3 separate regions of the Homo sapiens genome follow, and regions 1 and 3 are each linked to region 2. The links are chromatin loops, found by intact Hi-C in ENCODE. Cell type or tissue: CD4-positive, alpha-beta T cell. All regions are shown on one strand. Links, peaks and the distances in the headings refer to the core of each region. The heading gives the core; the rest is flanking DNA. Region 1 has its middle 68 kb from the start of LINC02098. Region 2 has its middle 55 kb from the start of LINC02725. Region 3 overlaps FLI1 (Fli-1 proto-oncogene, ETS transcription factor).

Region 1 (5,915 bases), core at 448-5,447, 240 kb after region 2:
ACTTCATTAGAATCTCATTTCCATGCTAAATGACACTCCCCCACCCACCACCATGACAATTGACAATCACTCATGACAGTGACTGGAAGAAGCTGTGAAAGAACAAAAAGGAAGGCAGCACTATTGATTCCAAGAAGTTCACTGCCTATTCCTGGAAAATACATGAATATTCTTCCCCTCATTTTTAATGTCCAACCCCTTCATTAAAGAAGCCATATCTTTAATTTTTTAATTGTTTTTATTTTTAAACTTTTAAGTTCAGGGGTACATGTGCACATGTGCAGATTTGTTACATAGATAAACTCATGTCACAGGTGTTTGTTATACAGACTAGTTCATCACCCAGGTACTAAGCCTAGTACCCAATAATTATTTTTTCTGATCCTCTCCCTCCTCCCACCCTCTACCCTCCAGTAGGCTCCAGTGCCTGTTGTTCCCCTCTTTGTGTCTGTGTGTTCTCATCATTTAGTTCCCACTTATAAGTGAGAACATGCGGTATTTGGTTTTCTGTTCCCGCATTAGTTTGCTACAGATAATGGCCTCCAGCTCCATTCATGTTTCTATAAAGGAAATAATCTCATTGTTTTCTATGGCTGCATCGTAGTCCATGGTGTATATGTACCACATTTTCTTTATTCAATCTGCCGTTGATGGGCATTTAGGTTGATTCCATGTTTTTACTATTGCGAACACTACTGCAAAAAACATAAACATTCATGTGTCTTTATGGTAGAACAATTTATATTCCTTTGGGTATATACTCAGTAATGTTATTGCTGAGTTGAATGGTAGCTCTGTTTTTAGCTCTTTGAGGAATTGCCACACTGCTTTCCACAATGGAAACTGTATATTTTAACCTATTCACACTTCACTAGTCGAGAAGTTGATTTGTGAGCCACCTTCCCGCTTCTCCATTCTCTGGCCATCAAAAAAAACTTGCTCTTACTGACATTCACTTTCAATTTTGTGTATTGGCTCTGCAACACTGAATGTGGAAAGATCCCACCTTTTGGAGCTACCAAGCTTCTGGTAACAGTACCATACCCAGCTCTAGTCTCCATGGGCAAGGTACTGGTGGATTCAGGACATGCTACCCAAAATCTGGCATCTGAGAAAACAGTAGAAGGGTAGCTTTTACCTTCCCCTTGCCCTTCTCCCCTGAAGCAGGTTATAAGCCCTCTTCAAGTGGTACCCTCCCTATACCCAAAGGAAATGAACAGCCTTATCTCTGAAGACACAGGGATACAAGGAAGAAACTGAACAAACAGACTTTGCTGAGTTCCTCCCAGCATATTATCATTAGATTAGACCCTTTGTCCTCTGTCACATTTCCCCATGACTGCCACTCTTCATCAAACACTAAAGAAAACTTTAAAAGTAGACTTTAAAGTAAGACACCACCAGATTTGAAGAGGGATTCTCATAATAATAAATGGTTAGTTCAAAAGGGTTTCAAAGGAGTCTCAAGTAAATTATGAGAATTCATATGTCATGTTTTTGTTATGCCCTTTTAATAAGATTTACTGTTATAAATTTACTTCTTTCCCAAATTAACAGAGCCATTATGGTCCAAAAACAAAAGTAATCTTAAAATTATTTTGAAAATCTAATGTCAAGAATAACAAAGCCACTCCTTAAGAAGAAATAAGATTGGCCTTCTGGGTACCAAGGTATAAAGCCAGGTATAAAACAAAATCATTAAGATAATTGGCCAAGGAACAGACAATGGAACAGAACTCCAGAACACATATATAAACACTTAAATATAACTAAAATTATGTTACAGATCAGTGAGAAAGTTTGGATAATTCAATAAATGAGGCTAAGGTAATTGCTTTTTTATAAAGGAGAAAATAAAATTGGATATCTAATTGATACCATACATTAAAATAGATTCCACGTTTCTTAAAAGTTTAAATTTGAAAGTCAGAGCTTAAAATCTTTAAACATTGGAGAATATTCTTATTATCACAGGGTTGAAGATAATTTTTAAGACACATAATCTGGAAATCTATAAGACAATATTAATATGTTTGCCTACATTAAAATTTAAACATATTCATCAAAGAGGCCATGAGTAGAGAGGAAAGATAAGCCATAAACTTGGAAATGTTTAAAACACATATAACCAAAAAGAGACTTTTTCCCAAAATAGATTACATTGAACCATATGAAATTGCCTCCTTTGTCTATCTAAAATGATCGAATATTGCTATTTCTTATGGTTCAACCTAACAAAAGAATTTCTATGAATCATTCAGAAAAAAGATAGACCAATAGAAAAATGAGTAAAAGAGATAAACTAGCTCTTCTGAGAAGAAGAAATAAATAGCTAACAAATATTTTAATGGATGCCAATTTCACTAGAATGATAGAATTGTAAAATAAACCATAATTACATATGATTTCACATCCACTAAATTGACTAAATGTATACAATCTGACAATGTCGGGAATCCCAGTGTGTTCTAAGCATTGTCAATGATGTGAGGCAAAAAACATTGCATTCATGCTGGTTTTTCTTCTTGGAATCGCACAGGATTAAGTGTGCCCTGTCACTCTCTCAATGTCCTCTCTTTTCATTACAACAGCACACAGCTGAGAGTTTTCCTGGGTAAGGTATTTACCCTTGTGAATTTGAGCCATGTCTACATTTGCACTGTAAACTTTCATCCCTGGCACTCTTCAATCCTTCATGCAAATCTGTGATTCCAATGAATATCATTCTTCTTCAGCTGGAAGAACTTCCTTTGATATTCCTTTCAGTACAGGTCTGCTGGTGATTAATTTTCTCAGCATTTTTTGTTTGTTTGTTTGAAGACACCTTTATTTGCCTTTGTTTCTGAATGATAGTTTTGATTGATATGGAATTGTTACACGACAAGTTTTTTTTTTTCTTCCAACACTAAAAATGTGGATCACTATGTTTTGGCTTGCATTATTTCTGATGAGAATTTCGCAGTCATTCTTATGGTTTTTTCCCTATAGGTAATGTGTCTTTTTCTCTGGCTTCTTTTAAAATATTCTCTTTATCATTGGCGTGTCTTTCATTCACACAAATTTTTGGTCTGTTCATTTTGTTTTTGAGAAAGCTAACATTTTAATTTTTCTATTGTTATGATTTATCTATTAATTCAATAATTTTGGAGCAGAAGCGGGGAATCTCAAAGTATTTACTTATTAAGCCACCTTGCCTGAAGTTGTAAGTACACTTGTGTTTTCACCAATTCCATACTACTTTAAGTATTACTGCTTTAGATAAATCTTAATATTTGATAGAGTTGGTGAATTCTGGTTATTCCTCTTTTTCAAAAATCTTCTTTAATTATTTCATCAAATTATTTTTAAATAATTTTTTAATACAAAAAGCCTTAGGCTGAATGTTTTTGGAATCATACTATATATCCATAAATTAATATATGGATTTGATATATTTGAGATATTTAATCTTTATTCCCAGAAACATGGTACATTTCTCCATTGATTCCAGGTTCATCTAGAACAGTTAAAAACACATTTATGTGGATTCGTACCCAAGTGCTTTTTGTTGCTGTAACAACCTAGATCACATAGTAAATGTCTATGGTTGCCCAATGGTTTGTCGCAGAGCCCTTCCCACAATCTTGTTCTTTTTAATAATTTTACCAGTTTATCAGAAATCAAAAATAATTTTAGGTTTATCAAAAAACATAAAAGATGTGTGTCTGTGGAGGAATAACTAATATAACAAATTACTAATCACTTTCACTATGGTGAAAATCTTGGTTTCAGGAAAAAGAGATCTGGACTTCAGCAATTCTTTTCAGTAAATGGTACCCTGTAGAGGGCAAAAAGGCTATTTTATCTAGTAAATACTATTTTCACTCCAAAGATCCATCCCACCAGAGAGGTGGAGAATCAGCATGAGTCATTGTTGGGGTTTCCTTCAATCTTCTGGGTTATGCTGAGGCTCTGGGGTCTTATTTAAGACCAGGGTGACATTAAGACCTCTTTGTGCATCCATCCATAGATTTATTCCTGAGTTCCCATTATTCCTGTATGCATATTCGTTTGAGGTTTGTGTGTTGTAAGCTCTCTGCCAACTTAGGGCACTGAATGTTTATCTGGAAAGAGTTTCTTTAGTTAATTTGTGTGTCTGCTAGAATTTTATTCACCTTCATTTTTAAAGTATATTTTTACTAAGTTGAGAATTCTGAATAGCAAGGGTTTTGTTTTTGTTTTTCCTTTCAGCACTTTAGAGGTCTTATTTTATTGTCATCTGGATTTTATAGTTCAGTTGGCATGTTCACCATTGTCCTTAAGGCTGTTCCCTTAAAGATAATGCACATATTTGTAATCTGTCTGCTTTTGAAATTTTCTCTTGGTCTTTGCTTTACAGAAGTTATAATACCATGGCATAGAATATTATGAATAGGGCTTGCTGAGTTTCTTGAATATTTTTCTTCATGTCTTTAGTCAGTTTGGAAAATTCTCTGCCAGTGTTTCTTCAAATATTGCTTCTGTTTCATACTCCTCCCCCTCTCCTTCTGGGACTCTGAGAACAGATATGTCAGTCTTTTTTTTTCTCTTTCCACCATGACTTACATATCTCTTATGCTCTTTACTTCAGTTGCCACCCTGTCTTCTTGCTGGCATTCAAACTGTATACTTTCTATTATTCTGTCTTCCAGTTTAAAGATCTTCTGTTTTTGCTGTGTCTAATTTTCCATCAGAGCCATCTATTCTTAACTTTGTTTATTATGTCTTTCAATTCTAGAATTTACATTTGATTTGTATTCATGGATTGAAGTTTTTGCTGGAATTCTCCATTTTACCCTCCATTTTTTTAACGTAATCATCATAATATTTCATAGTCCCTGTCTGATAAGTCCAATCCTGGATCTTTAGGGGTATGTTTCTATTGCTTTAGATGGTGTTTTCTTCCTCTAAAGAGGGCTTTATTGTTTTGTCTTGATTTTGTTGTCATTTGTTTGTTGGTTTGTTTTTCTCGTAGGCAGGTAGAGTACGTACGGATCACTTTAACCCTTTTTATAATGGTAGGCAAATATAGTGTGAGGGGTGCCGATCAGCTCAGTAGAGACTGAGCTGATTTAAGACTTCATATTAAATTTAGTAAGGCTAAGCCTATTTCTAGCTCACCTCTTTCTTATGGTGTTAATCGGGGCTTTTAACCAAGAGCTTGTGTGTTCACCGGGTCTCCTCTTCTGGTTAGATTTGTCTTCTCTCATTAGCAGAGTGAAATCCTCTCCTTTTTAGAGGTTTCTGACTTGGCTTTTTAGTGTTCCATCCCACACGGCTTTGTAATTCAGTGTCCACATCAACGACTAGTCTAGATGTGTGTTTTAGGCACCTCCGTCTTGTCACTGTAGCCCAAAGCTTCGATAATTACTCTGTCTCCAGCCATACGTCACTTCCCTGACTCAAGCCCAGGGTTGCTAGGAAAAAAAAAAAAAATACAGAATACCCAGTTAAATTTGAATTTCAGGTAAACAACAAGTTTATCTGCACCAGAATCAGAAACTACTTCCCAAAGTAGCTGCAGATGATCAACTCACCTCCCTGCAATTCCTCCTCTCCAGAACCTTCTTCTCTGACAGCTTTGTTGCATCCACAGCTCCCTGCCTTTAAATGTTTTTTTTATTTTAATCTGGCTTTTTAAGTTATAATTTATTAGAAACATTGCTTTGCCATTCATTATTCCACTTTACTGGAAGTTAAAATTTACCCTTACATTTTTAACTTACATACTCGTATACACATTCTTTTCCTAACAACACGTTTTTTGATGTCTCTGTCTATCTCTGACAATAACAGAAAAATTAGCATGCTTCATATTTCTCTTCCCCTATCACATCCTTGTTGCCTAGCAGTATGGGGTTTAAGCCCATGGAACCCCTGGGACTCCCTTCAAGAAG
Region 2 (5,915 bases), core at 236-5,235:
TCACAGGTGCAGGCCACCACACCCAGCTAATTTTTTTGTATTTTTAGCAGAGAGGGGGTTTTACTATGTTGGCCAGCCTGGGAGCTCCTGACCTCAAGTGATCCACCCGCTTCGGCCTCCCAAAGTGCTGGGATTACAGGAGTGAGGCACAGTGCCCAGCCCAATTCCTTATACTTTAAATGACTCATTTGCCATAGCCCTTTTATTTCATATATTTGTGCAGCGGTCTTAACTCCCCCCCTAAGCTCTTGCATAGGGGCGGGGACCGCGGGCTCTCTCTGAATAGCAGCCTGAGCTGAATGAGGTTCACGGGGTGGCGAGCCAGCAGAGGGGCTCTGTGGAAGGAAAGATCCCGAATGCCCCTCTCATTCTGTGCATCCTCAGATGTTATTTTACTGACTGGAATTTTTTAACGGCTAAAACCAGGACAAAATATGCTTAACAATTCAATACATTTTCTTACAAATAAAAGGAGTAAAATAAATGTATATTCTCCTGCAGAGCTGATCTGGAAGCGTCCTCACACACCCCTTTGCCACCTGGTGGCATCCCCGTTTCTCTTGGATTCCTGAGATGTCCACTGATGTTGTTGTCAGAAAGCATTGAACTCTTCCCTCCCACGATGCAGCGTGTCTGGCTGCCTCGGATATTCACATACCAGTCCAGCTGCCCAGCTCTTTACCCTCTGATTCTTCCCTCCTCCTTCTTCCAAGTCAGAGAGGGACACTGGCTTGTTATCTTTGGGCCCGCAGGTAACGTTTCTACATCGTTCCGGGCCTCACTATTTTTCCCATGTATAGATTAAGGAGATTGTTGTGCTCATCTTTAAATACCCACCTCAAATATTTTCTCTTCCCTTAGCCTATTCCATCTTCCCTATGGGTCTGCCCCGAGAGCTGCTTCTGTGTTCCCAGCGCAACTGAGTATGGTGGCTGTCTCAGCCCTTACCACAGGGCACTGTGAGAGATTGCTGGCCTGTGTCCTCTCTCGATCAGTGAGCTCCTTGGATTCAGTAACCACGTCTTACATGTCTTTAAATCCCAATGATCTGGTTAAATGCCTGATGTCCAGATGCTGTTCCAGAAATGTCAACGCACTGGACCGACATTGGTCCAAGAGGTCACGAATGTACCTTCTTATCCTAAGTGCCCTGCTTTTCCTAATTCTTAATGCAAAGTCAGCTATGTGTCTCTCTATTTATTTTTTTATTGTATGAACAGCGTAAAATGTCATGGAAATTTTGTTCTGCATCTTATCTTATTCATCTTGGTTCACTTCCTTTTATTACACAAAACTTTCATGGTCATGTGGTAAGATATTACTCCACTCTTACAGAGGGTTAGCATTAAAGAAATAAGCAAAGGAAATGTCAAAGGTATTCTGGGAATTTAACTCAAATTATTGTCCTTCCTCATGTTGACCCCTAGGGTGAGCAAGGACTGTAAAATACAAAACAATGAATAAACAAATACCAAGGCCACATCCGTGGTATACAGTGGAAAGTGTGGTGTATATGACCTGTGTGTGGTGTATATATGTGGTGTATAAGAAGGTGTAGTGTATGTGGCTTGTGTGTAGAGGACTTTCAATATCTCTGACTGTTCTGCTCAGGGATACCCTTTATAGCCAATTCCAAGTGCATATAGAGCTTCAAAATCCCCAGGCAATACCACCCGTGTTAAATATCCTCTGACCAAGGGAGAGTATAGGCTCTGTGTGTAAGCTTGGAGTGGCTCGCCAAGATCATCTGTGTACAATCGTGTCATTTTTCATAAACTTTTTCTGAGTCCTGAGGAAGAAACAGCCTTGTGGCCACCATCCATCATTTCTAAAGCTAGCAGCAAAGCCATCCTTGGCAAGACTCCTGCTCTCTAAGCCAAACCACCAACAGCTACTCTTTCACACAAGACTTCCTGGCCTAACCTACACTCTGCTAACCACACAGGCGACGCCCTTCATGACTGTGTTGCAAGGCAGTCATCGCCAGGGTGCAGGCAGCTGGGGACAGAAGGCATATGAAACCAATTTCAATGTGTGGGCAGTAATTTGTAGAGCTTTTGTGGAGTGTGAATTGTGACAGAGGGTAGGGATGGGCTTAACACGGGTCAAAAATGGATGGTCTTTGTAAGAACAAGTTGGGGAAATGCGTGAGGATTTTATGGGGTAATTTTTATGTAATACTTTATTATCCTTTTCACACATATATTAGAAATTGTTGAAGCCATCCCTTCGCCCTCCATATTTGCATAGCATTTTATGTATTTTATATTATTTATTACGATCTTTCATGAATTAGTAATGTATATGCCAGTTTTCCCTGGTAGACCTAGTAGGAGAGGCATTACCATTCATCTATTTGTATCACTTCCACAGTGTCTGGAATAGTGACTGATTTTTGAGTGCCTTTTTAACATGAGTGACATTTTCCATGCTTAATTGATATATGTTTAACTTACTTAATTTCATTATTAAAATAAAGGTAAAGCACAAAACAAAGCGACACTTATTATAAGAAGTCGATGAGCAAAAGTAATCAATTCCAGAGGTTTTGAAGAATACATTCTGACTCTTGGTGATCATTTGTGTGTCATTTGATGAACATGTTTTGGATGACAGTTGAGATTTTTATGTCATTCAGTTTAATTAGCACTTCCATGTAGACTTTCATTTTAATAAATGTCAATCTTTTTTTTCTAAAATATTAACAGTACAAGGAAAGAAAGAGACAAAAGTAATAAAACCACAAATAGGACGACCGAGCTGGAGCTCAGCCATCTAACAGATGTTCCCATGCCAGCATCAACCTGGCTTCTCTCACAGCCAGATCGAAATCAGTCTTTACTTTCCACATGGACAGGAAGGTAAATATTCAGATAATGTGCAGAAGAAAGATTTAGCTGTGATATGATTTGAGGCTCAGGGAGCCTGGAAACAACTGATTATTGAAGCAGAGAGTGTTGAAATAACATGTTGTTTTAAAATTCTTCAGTGGGAGACTAATATTTCAACACATTTGAATGACTTCCTTGCAGCAAAATGCTTAGGCTTAAAACATGAAGCTGGATAAGTAACAGGAGCTTCCAAGAGAAAAATCACTCAACTTATATATACTCCATGGCCAAGAAATTCAGGGTCCGTAGTTAGACACGTTCCCAGCAAGCCCACCTCATGTTGTCTGTTCTCAAGAGGGATGACTTTGGGTTGGACCTACTTTTCAAATAAAACTGTTAGGTTAGTGAGAGACAAATTTCAGATTCCTAGTTTCTCATGATGCAATGACTGAGGAAATTAATGTTTAAATGACAAAATTTGATTTTCTGACAATTAGGGAAATAAAGATAAATACTTCTATCCAACCCCTACACAAATCCATACATTGATTGTACAGTGATTTAGTGAGAGCCTACATGAAATAAGTCTTGTGGCTAGAGTTTCATCTACTGAATTTAAGTGATGAATCAGTTGCATAAAATTAGAAATCCTCTAATTTGAGTAGAGAGAATATGATCTTCATTTTTATAATGAAATTGCTCGGTGGGGGGAACTACACTTATTAGATCAATGCCCATAACCAGAATGTTGGTTTTTTCCCAACATTTATTAATTCTTTACTTACTGTAAGACATATTATTATTTTGGCTTTTGTTTGCACGACCTTTTGTTTCTTTTAAAATTATTTTTTAATGTATTGTTAATATTATTTTTGATTGACAAAACATAAATATATACATTTATAGAGTACAATGTGATATTTGGATATACGTACACAATGTGGAATGTTTTGTTTCTGATTCTTCAATAGAAATAAAATGATAATAATTATTATTATAAAAGCACATGAAAGAATGGAAATTCCAATAGGCAATCTAGACTTCTAGACTGGAGAGGACTTTATGAATATCCCTAGGTCTCTCATGAATAATCAAGGTCTGTTGTATAAGGATTTGTGAGAAAACAAGACTATAAACAATGTGTTCTTGGGTCTTTACATTTGTACATAAAAAAGTCTTTCCATGAAGTAAGTATGATTATTTATTCTTCATGATGTCTATTAGAAGTGAAGGTAAATGTGAAAGTGGGTCTCTTTTTTTAAATGGTGATGAGAAGCCGGGACCCAGGAATACCAGAATCTTGCCCTCCAAACCATCTACCTTCCCAGCCCCCAATAGGATTCCCAAATGATCCCTGTGAAAGGATCAGTAGACAATTAACAAATAAAGTAGCATTTTATTGCAAGCTAGGTGAAGACCCAAGCCTAAAAACAGGGCTCTCTGAAATAGCTGGCTTGGCATATCTTGGCTTGAGCTAATGTCCAAATTGGGCTAAGGCTGGCATCCACCCACTCCAAAGCCCACACCTAAACTTTAGATCTCACTCCTATGATCAGCTTCATGATCAGGAAAGAAACCAAAGGATGTGGCACACAAATCAGTGGAGTAAATATTTGCATATGGTTAGAGAGAGAGTGAGAGGACACCACGGCTGCCCTAAATAATCAAGCCCAGGGGAGATGAAAGAGATAGCATGCCTGCCACATGCATGATTAATGGGCCCTGTCAGTGCTCACAGTCCAGCCCGACCAGCAACCCCACACCCCCACCACTTTTGGTGAGGGGAGCCAGGGTGGGATGGACAGAAAGGCAGGCAGTCCTCCCCATTTCCACAGCGGGGGTAGAGCAGAATGAGCCAGGACCTGGGCTTGCACTGATGGAAGCAGGCAACAAAGAAAAAAAAATAGTTACAACCTTTGGTGACCTTCTCTTCATGGCTCATGATCTGAGGACTGAGAACTAATGTTTCAAATCCATAGGTCACATTCCTGCCTGCTTCTGTCCACTCCTGCCCTAATACCTCATGCAAAGATATTCAAGGGCTACTTTTATGCTCAAAGGAAACAACAGCTCTCTCTTTTCCCCCAAGTTCTGTTCCTGCTCCAAACTCCCCCTTGATAAATAGGGAAAGACATAGTAAAAATGTTTTTTAATTTTTAATTTCTAAATAGTTTTAATGTTATATCAGTAACAACTGTAAATGATTTCTAAAGTCAAATAATTCTAAAAGTCTTAAAGTGAAAGAGTATCCTGTTCCACCCCATCCCATTCCTCAGGCATTTTATTCCACAGGTAACTCTTCTTAATTTTTCTGGTTATTTCACATGATCTTAGCTTTCATATGTCTAAATAGTATGTTTATTTTGCTAGACTTATATATATATATCTGTTATATTTACGTATATGTATATGTGTGTGTATGTGTGTGTGTATATATATATATGCCTAGCAAAAGGAAGGAATGTCAATGAAACCACAAATAGGAAGATCAAATTGGATCTCACCCATCTAAGAGAATGGATACACACACACACATACACACACACAGACATATATATATATGTATATATTTCATGTGTCTCTATGTGTGTGTATATCAATCTATCTAAGTTTTACACATTATATACTTATAACCTACAATTGGAGATGAGGATTAGCTTTTCTACACCCACTACCATCCCAGATTCACCTACTCCCAGCTTCCTAACATAGTTATATCACAGCTTTTAGTAAAATCGATAGTTCACATTCTTATGAGTATCCAAATATTGTTCACTATTCTACTTCCATCTTTCCTATAAGCCCTCTGATGCTGTTGTTGCTCTTCTTTTTGGAGTTATTTCCTCAATTTTTCATTTACCTAGTTTTCCATAAAGTAACTGATATTTTTTCAAGAATTCTAATCTCTGCCATAGGCCCAAAAGCATTATTTTTCATATACTCAGATTTGCCCTCTGTTCTAATTTGTACTATTTTCTGTGAAGGTCTTCTTTCCAGGTATAAACCTGAATATTTCTTTTGATGCTCACTTACATTAGTTATTCTTTTTGCTAGATGTAAAATTTTCCTCTTGATCTCTTTTTT
Region 3 (5,915 bases), core at 515-5,514, 740 kb after region 2:
CTGTCCCTTCAGCGACAGTGTTCCTCATGGGGCAGGGGCAACACGTGCTGGCTGGAGAAATGAAAAATCAAAAAACTGGCTTTGGCAGTTTCCACTGGTGCCTCTGTGCTCTCTGGTCACCTTTCCGAGGCGTCTGGTAACTAGTGCGAGAAAGTAGATGATGCAGTATTTGTTAGCTCCGGAGCAATTACCTCATGTCTGAGTCTTGCTGCAACATGAGGTCAGCCCAAGAAACAATTTCAAAAAAGGGGACAATTTTCCACCCAGTTTTTCAGAGCTTTGGATAATTAGCACTTTCTAATTCATATTTTCAGCTTTTAACTGTTTGTGGAATTTTAAAAAATAAGGATCTTTGAACAGAGTCCTGCAGTGATCTAGGCAGGCCAGGGTGGGTGTGTGGAGGTTAGCATGAGAAGGAGAGACCAGCAAAGCAACCTGATTCCAGCAGGAGTTTGCAGGAACCCTAAGCCCTTTCCTTCATTTGCCAGGAGTAGAGAGGACAACAGTAGCATAGACAGCATGCTCTGAACTGTTAGTTAAAGGGCCCAGTGCTTCGAGACTCTTCGGCGGATGCCCTTGTTGGGAGAATGTTCAAGGCATTCTCTCCATGTGGGGAAAGCCCATTCATGCCATATGACCCCGGGGCCCTAACCAGTCCATAAACAGCCCAAGGTCCCCTAGTACTTCCTGCCACCGAACAATGGGAACACAGATGCTGAAGTGAGACAAATGCCTGAGAAGGTGGTCACTGGTCGCCAGTAGAGAGACCTTCTATTGGAGAAGAGCAGATAACAAGGTTGAAGTGGAGGTGCAGAGGATGGCATTTTGGGGGGTATAGCATGGCAAGAAAAAGCAAATTGCTTCTTTCTTTTTAAGAATATTTATAGACAGAAAGTGCCCCCAAATCAATAAAAATATTAGGTTTCCCAAAAGGGACTTATTAGTGGAGCATATTTCCAGAGTGGAGAGGAGGTGGAATCCAGCTTGTATACTGAAGACATTTGAAAATGCAGGGCAGATATCCAGAGTGGAGGATGGTGGCGAACAGTAGTACATCCACAAGATGGGAAGTAGTTGTTCTGCCATTGAAATGATTATTGGGAAACACCATGAGAAGTGCTTAGGATACAATGTTGGGTGGAAAAGCTCATTATAAAGTGGTCTGTGCACTGATAGAAAAACCATGTCTGCCTGCGAAAGCAAAAAATTAAAATAATCGTGTTAAATTAAAAAAAAAAAAAACTTGCCCCAACATGGTATTGAAATATCCTTTTGAGGAACCTAGACTTAAAATGATCCACTGTCAGGCAAAAGGCTTTTAGATTCATGCTGCTTTTTAATTGGTGTCTACCTTGGGGTTCCAGCCTTGGGGACCCTCTAGTGTGAGGTGGTGGCTGGCTGCTAAGCGCCTGCAGGAGGCCATGGGCTGGCGATCGTGTCTGCTCTGTTTCTGCTCTGGATTGCTGGGAACTCCCCCGTGACAACCAGCACTTTAAACGCTTTTAAAGCCTTCAAACACTTTATTGTTTTTCCAGACTGACTTCCAGTGGATGTTCTGTGCTTAGGAGGAAGGCCAGTGCTTGTGGAGAGTTTGAGGCGATGAGTCAAGGCAAGGGGAGAGGGTGCTGATTCTTTGTGCTTTATCATCTTGTCCTTTCATTGGAGAGGAAGGTGGGGCTCAGATATTTCCACTTTAGCAAGAGATGGATGGAAAATAGCTGAGATCCTTCACTCCGGTGGAGGAAGTACTGCAGGGTGAAGGAAAGTTGATAGAGCAGAATCGGGGACCTGAGACTGTGGCTGGTTGGAAGTCAGTAGAGTCCAAGTTGGTGGCACTTCTCTGATCTAATCTTTCTGGGCTTTATAGAAAGTCTAGAAAAAGGAAAACTTCATAGGATAAGAAGCTTTGGCATCAAATTTACATTTCACAAAAGGTGCTTGACTATTTATTCTGGTGGTTTGGGAGGGGAGCTAGACTTTTACATTTTAAATGCAAATGTATTTTCCAGGGTAGAGAAGAAATAGCAGTTCCCTGTGCCCCTACAGACCCTGTCTGATGGCCAGGCATGCTAGGGAGGTGCTTGTTCTTCACACCTGGGCGTGTCAGCTGTGCCAGAGGAGCTGTGTCACACGCCACACAGGCGCCCACCCCTCCCCCCCACCACCACAGGAAATGCAAGGAGGACTGTGATGGCTGGGGTGGCCACGGTTCTTGGGGGTAATTCCCATGAGTCCTGGGAAACTCCAGGGTTTACACCTGTCAATCCCAGCACTTTGGGAGGCCAAGGCGGGTGGATCACCTGAGGCCAGAAGTTGGAGACCAGCCTGGCCAACGTGGTGAAACCCCGTCTCTACTAAACATACAAAAATGAGCCAGGTGTGGTGGTGGGCGCCTGTAATCCTAGCTACTTGGGAGGCTGAGGCAGGAGAGTCGCTTGAATGCGGGAGGGGGAGGCTGCAGTGAGCTGAGATCGCACCACCGCACTCTGGCCTGGGCGATAGACCGAGGCTCTGTCTTCAGAGGAAAAAAGGTTGCCCCCTTGTGGACAACTATCTACAGTACCCATTTTGAAGCTGAACCCACTGAGGCCCAGACAGCTTCAGAAATTGGTTCAAAGGCATCCAGCCGATTGAGAGCACCTGGCATCTCAGACTAGGGCCTCTGGAGTCCCAGTCCCTGGCCTCGCGTTGCCGACGTTCCCCCGGCCCTGGAGACAGCAAGCCAGCCTGCGCCACACAGGCAAGGCAGCCTCACTCCCGGCCTTCCACGTGGGCAGCCCGGCCACTTCCCCCACAGCATTTTCTGTTGTCATTTGTACCAAGAGATAAATGCTTTCCAAAAACTTTCCTGTGGCCTCCTGGAAGGAGGCCGATTAAGCCAAACCTATCACCACGCTAACTTTGTCCTTCTCTGGGCCTGACTGTCGGCCCCACCAGTATCTCTCCCGGACACACCCCGTGTGGCAGAGGAGCCTTCGCAGCAGCTGCTGCGGGAACGAGATTTGTCCCTTCTCAGGCCAAGGCGGGGAAGGACCTCGAAGAAACGGAGGGCGCCGGGCTGGCAGTTCAGGCTCAGGGCCGCTGGGGGGAGTTTGCGCAAGGCTGGGAGCCCCGAGGCCCCGGGGGAGGTGGGGAGGCAGAAAGAAAAAGAGCCTTTTTTAAGTTTTACAAACAAGTTCGTTTTGTATGTCAATCTGGGTCTGACCTGGAAAAAAAAACACTAAGAAACTGCGTCTTCAAACAGTGGCTGCTCAAAAGAATGAAACTGCGCGACCGGGAGACCACGGAAAGGGTGTCTATCTTCATTCCCATTTTTAATTTAAACTTTAATGGAAAACACATTTTGCATTTTCTGGTCTTTCCACCTGCAGCCTCAGATGGTCGGGCAGAGGTTTTGAGTCTGGGCAATTAAGCTGGTGCAATCTTATCACTTCCAGGCCTGGGTTTGACTGGTGAAGGAGAACAGAATGCCAGCTGAACAAAAGGCCAGGTTTCCCTGGACCCAGTAGTCAGCCAGGATTGTTGTTTAAAGATCCCAGAGCCTTGCACCCTCCCGCTCCTGCACACTCAGCCAGAGCTGTTGATATAGCAGTGCAGCCCAGAGAAAAGAGAGACCTGGATTCAATAGGCTGGCTGTGAGGGGGCACTGGTGAATTCTATGGTCACAGCGAGGCAGGAGACAAAGGCTTTGGCACTGGGACGCTTGCGCCCCCTGGCCCAGGTGTCCCCGATGAAAAGCAGGTTAGGTTGAGGGAATGTGAAGCAGCAGAAACCGTGATTGTTGGGGTTCTACCCCACACCTGCAAAGCCTCACACTGCTCACTCCCCTCTCCTTTCAGATCCAGGTACTGTCTCTAGCAGCACATGGATTCAAACATGGAATGGAAAATGATCTTTTCCCCATGCTTGCACTTTGGGAAGGCCATTCTATTCTCAGCAGGAGCTACTTTATGCTTTTTAGAGCAAAAATGCCCTCAATAAATAGATATATGTATATGCATACACACCCATATACAAATATATACATACAAACACATATACAGAAACTTACAAATAACCAAGTAGGCAAATCTTATACTTCAGTTTGAACTGAAGTACAACACAGAGAGAAGTGCAAAAATCATGAAGTGCGCTACGTGAGACATTATCGTGACGTGAATCCACCCACTCCCATAAGCACCTCCCGGGCCAAGGAGTAGAATTTCAGCCCCCTGTACCCTCTCTCCACCCCACAACCGCTTCCTCCACAAAACTAACCACCACCCTGCTTCCCAGCCCCATAGGTGAGTTTTGCCTATTTCTACGATTTAGCCTGGAGGCAGTGGGATCTGCCAGATTGAGGACAGGTTTTGTGAATAGACCACGATGGGGCTCCTGCCTTCTGCACTCTCTGGCTGTGTGATCCTGGGAAAATGATATGACTTCGCTGAGTGTTGCTCCTTTCATCTGTAAAAAGGAATAAGGGAATGCTGGCTCTGTATGGCTTATGCAAGGATTAAGTGAGAAAATAGATGGAAAGCGTCTGGCACACCGTGCATGTTCAGGGAGCACTGCGTCCCCACCACCACCTTCATCATGGCCTGTTTACCCTGATGTGCTGGCATCGGGAAGGTGGGGGAGCTCAGCAGCACAGGCCTGTGGCAGGGTCAGGCCAGAAAGAGCCTCAAGGCAGGAGAAAGCAGTCCAAAGCCACAGAGAGGGAGGCCAGACTCCAGGAGGACCTGCCTGCATCAGAACAAGTTCCTTAAGAAAACAGAGCCTGGGGAACTAATGAAGTAGAAATCGGAGAAGAGGAGGGAATCTAGGTCCCTTGGGAGAGAGGCCAGATGCCCCCAACCAGCCCCTCCTTGGGGAAGGCAGCCTCTCCTTCTAGGAGTGAAACTTGAACCAAGAACAGTCTTTAGGGCAAAATCCTTTTCCTAGGTTGCCATGAAATATACATTTCATGCAAGCTTTGGAGAGGTCAAATGACCCTTTCTCTCAGCTTTCTGGGAGTTTCCTGTGGAATTCATGTGTGCCCAAAGAAGAACTTTCACCAATGGGGAAATTTAATAAATGTGGTTTATCTAAGGTTCGTGCTTTCGGCTACATCTGCACTAATGACTCAGGCAGTTTGCTCCTCGGAGACCATCATTTTTCTTTATTTGCTCCAGCAGTGAGGTTTCAGCCTGAGGGAGAGAACGTCAGGGACGGAGAGGCAAGCATTCTTGGTCCTACTTCTGGGATTTTTTTGTATTCCCTCCGAACATTTGGTTCCATTTCTTCACTTCCTTCCAGTCGTGCCGGATTATTTCTTATTGCAGCAGAACCCATTCATAACTTTAATCAGAGGACAGGACGAATGTTCAGTAAACGCATGTATAAAGAGAACTATTGTATGTAATTGTGACATCTGTGGGAGAAAGGATGTAAAAATAGTAACGATCATAGCTAGCATTTATGGAACACTTATGAGCCAAGGTCCATTCTGAGCACATTGCATGCATTATTTGATTTAATCTTCATAATGCCATTGAGTGGTGTTAGCCCATTTTACAGATGAGAAACTGCTGGCTCAAAGAGATGAGGGAAATCAGTGGAGGGCACAAAGCTAGTCAGTGATAAGAGGCAGGTCTAATTTTAAAGTCTCCTTTGCTTAATAAACATACAGTCGTGCTTTGCTTCATGATGGGGATAGTTCATCTTCATGTGAATACCACAAAATGTACTTACACAAACCCACATAGCATAGCCTACTACACACTGAGGCTGTATGCTACAGCCTGTGGCTCCTAGCTTACTAAGCTGTATAGCATGTTATTGTACTGAATATAGTAGACAACCGTAGCACAATGGCAAGTATTTGTGCATCTAACTTTTAAAAGATACAGTAAAAATACACTATTACCGTTGTCGTATATGTGGTCCATCTTTGC

Evidence for each region. A loop is a pair of places that touch in the nucleus more often than their neighbours do. Peaks named below come from ENCODE experiments on the same cell type or tissue, not always from the same donor. Only the 100,000 strongest peaks of a DNase experiment are listed, where the experiment ranks them.
Region 1: a loop joins it to region 2, with 4 times the contacts of the local background. A loop is called at or near these places in 10 of 110 quality-filtered maps.
Region 3: a loop joins it to region 2, with 3 times the contacts of the local background. A loop is called at or near these places in 3 of 110 quality-filtered maps.

The regions. Positions count from the first base shown.
Region 1 is chr11:128,273,964-128,279,878 of GRCh38, forward strand. No RefSeq gene overlaps it. Among named protein-coding and RNA genes, the nearest start is that of LINC02098, 68 kb to the left of the region's middle. In CD4-positive, alpha-beta T cell, for the core only: no CTCF peak of the experiment used is centred there; no DNase peak of the experiment used is centred there.
Region 2 is chr11:128,037,904-128,043,818 of GRCh38, forward strand. No RefSeq gene overlaps it. Among named protein-coding and RNA genes, the nearest start is that of LINC02725, 55 kb to the right of the region's middle. In CD4-positive, alpha-beta T cell, for the core only: CTCF peaks have their summits at 999, 2,013 and 2,259; DNase peaks (open chromatin) are centred at 1,478 and 1,938; H3K4me3 peaks cover 2,015 bases; H3K27ac peaks cover 3,704 bases.
Region 3 is chr11:128,774,133-128,780,047 of GRCh38, forward strand. All of the region lies in intron 4 of FLI1 (Fli-1 proto-oncogene, ETS transcription factor), which reads left to right. Among named protein-coding and RNA genes, the nearest start is that of SENCR, 81 kb to the left of the region's middle. RefSeq lists an enhancer at 2,596-3,201. In CD4-positive, alpha-beta T cell, for the core only: CTCF peaks have their summits at 2,591 (motif pointing left) and 2,790; DNase peaks (open chromatin) are centred at 2,159 and 2,519.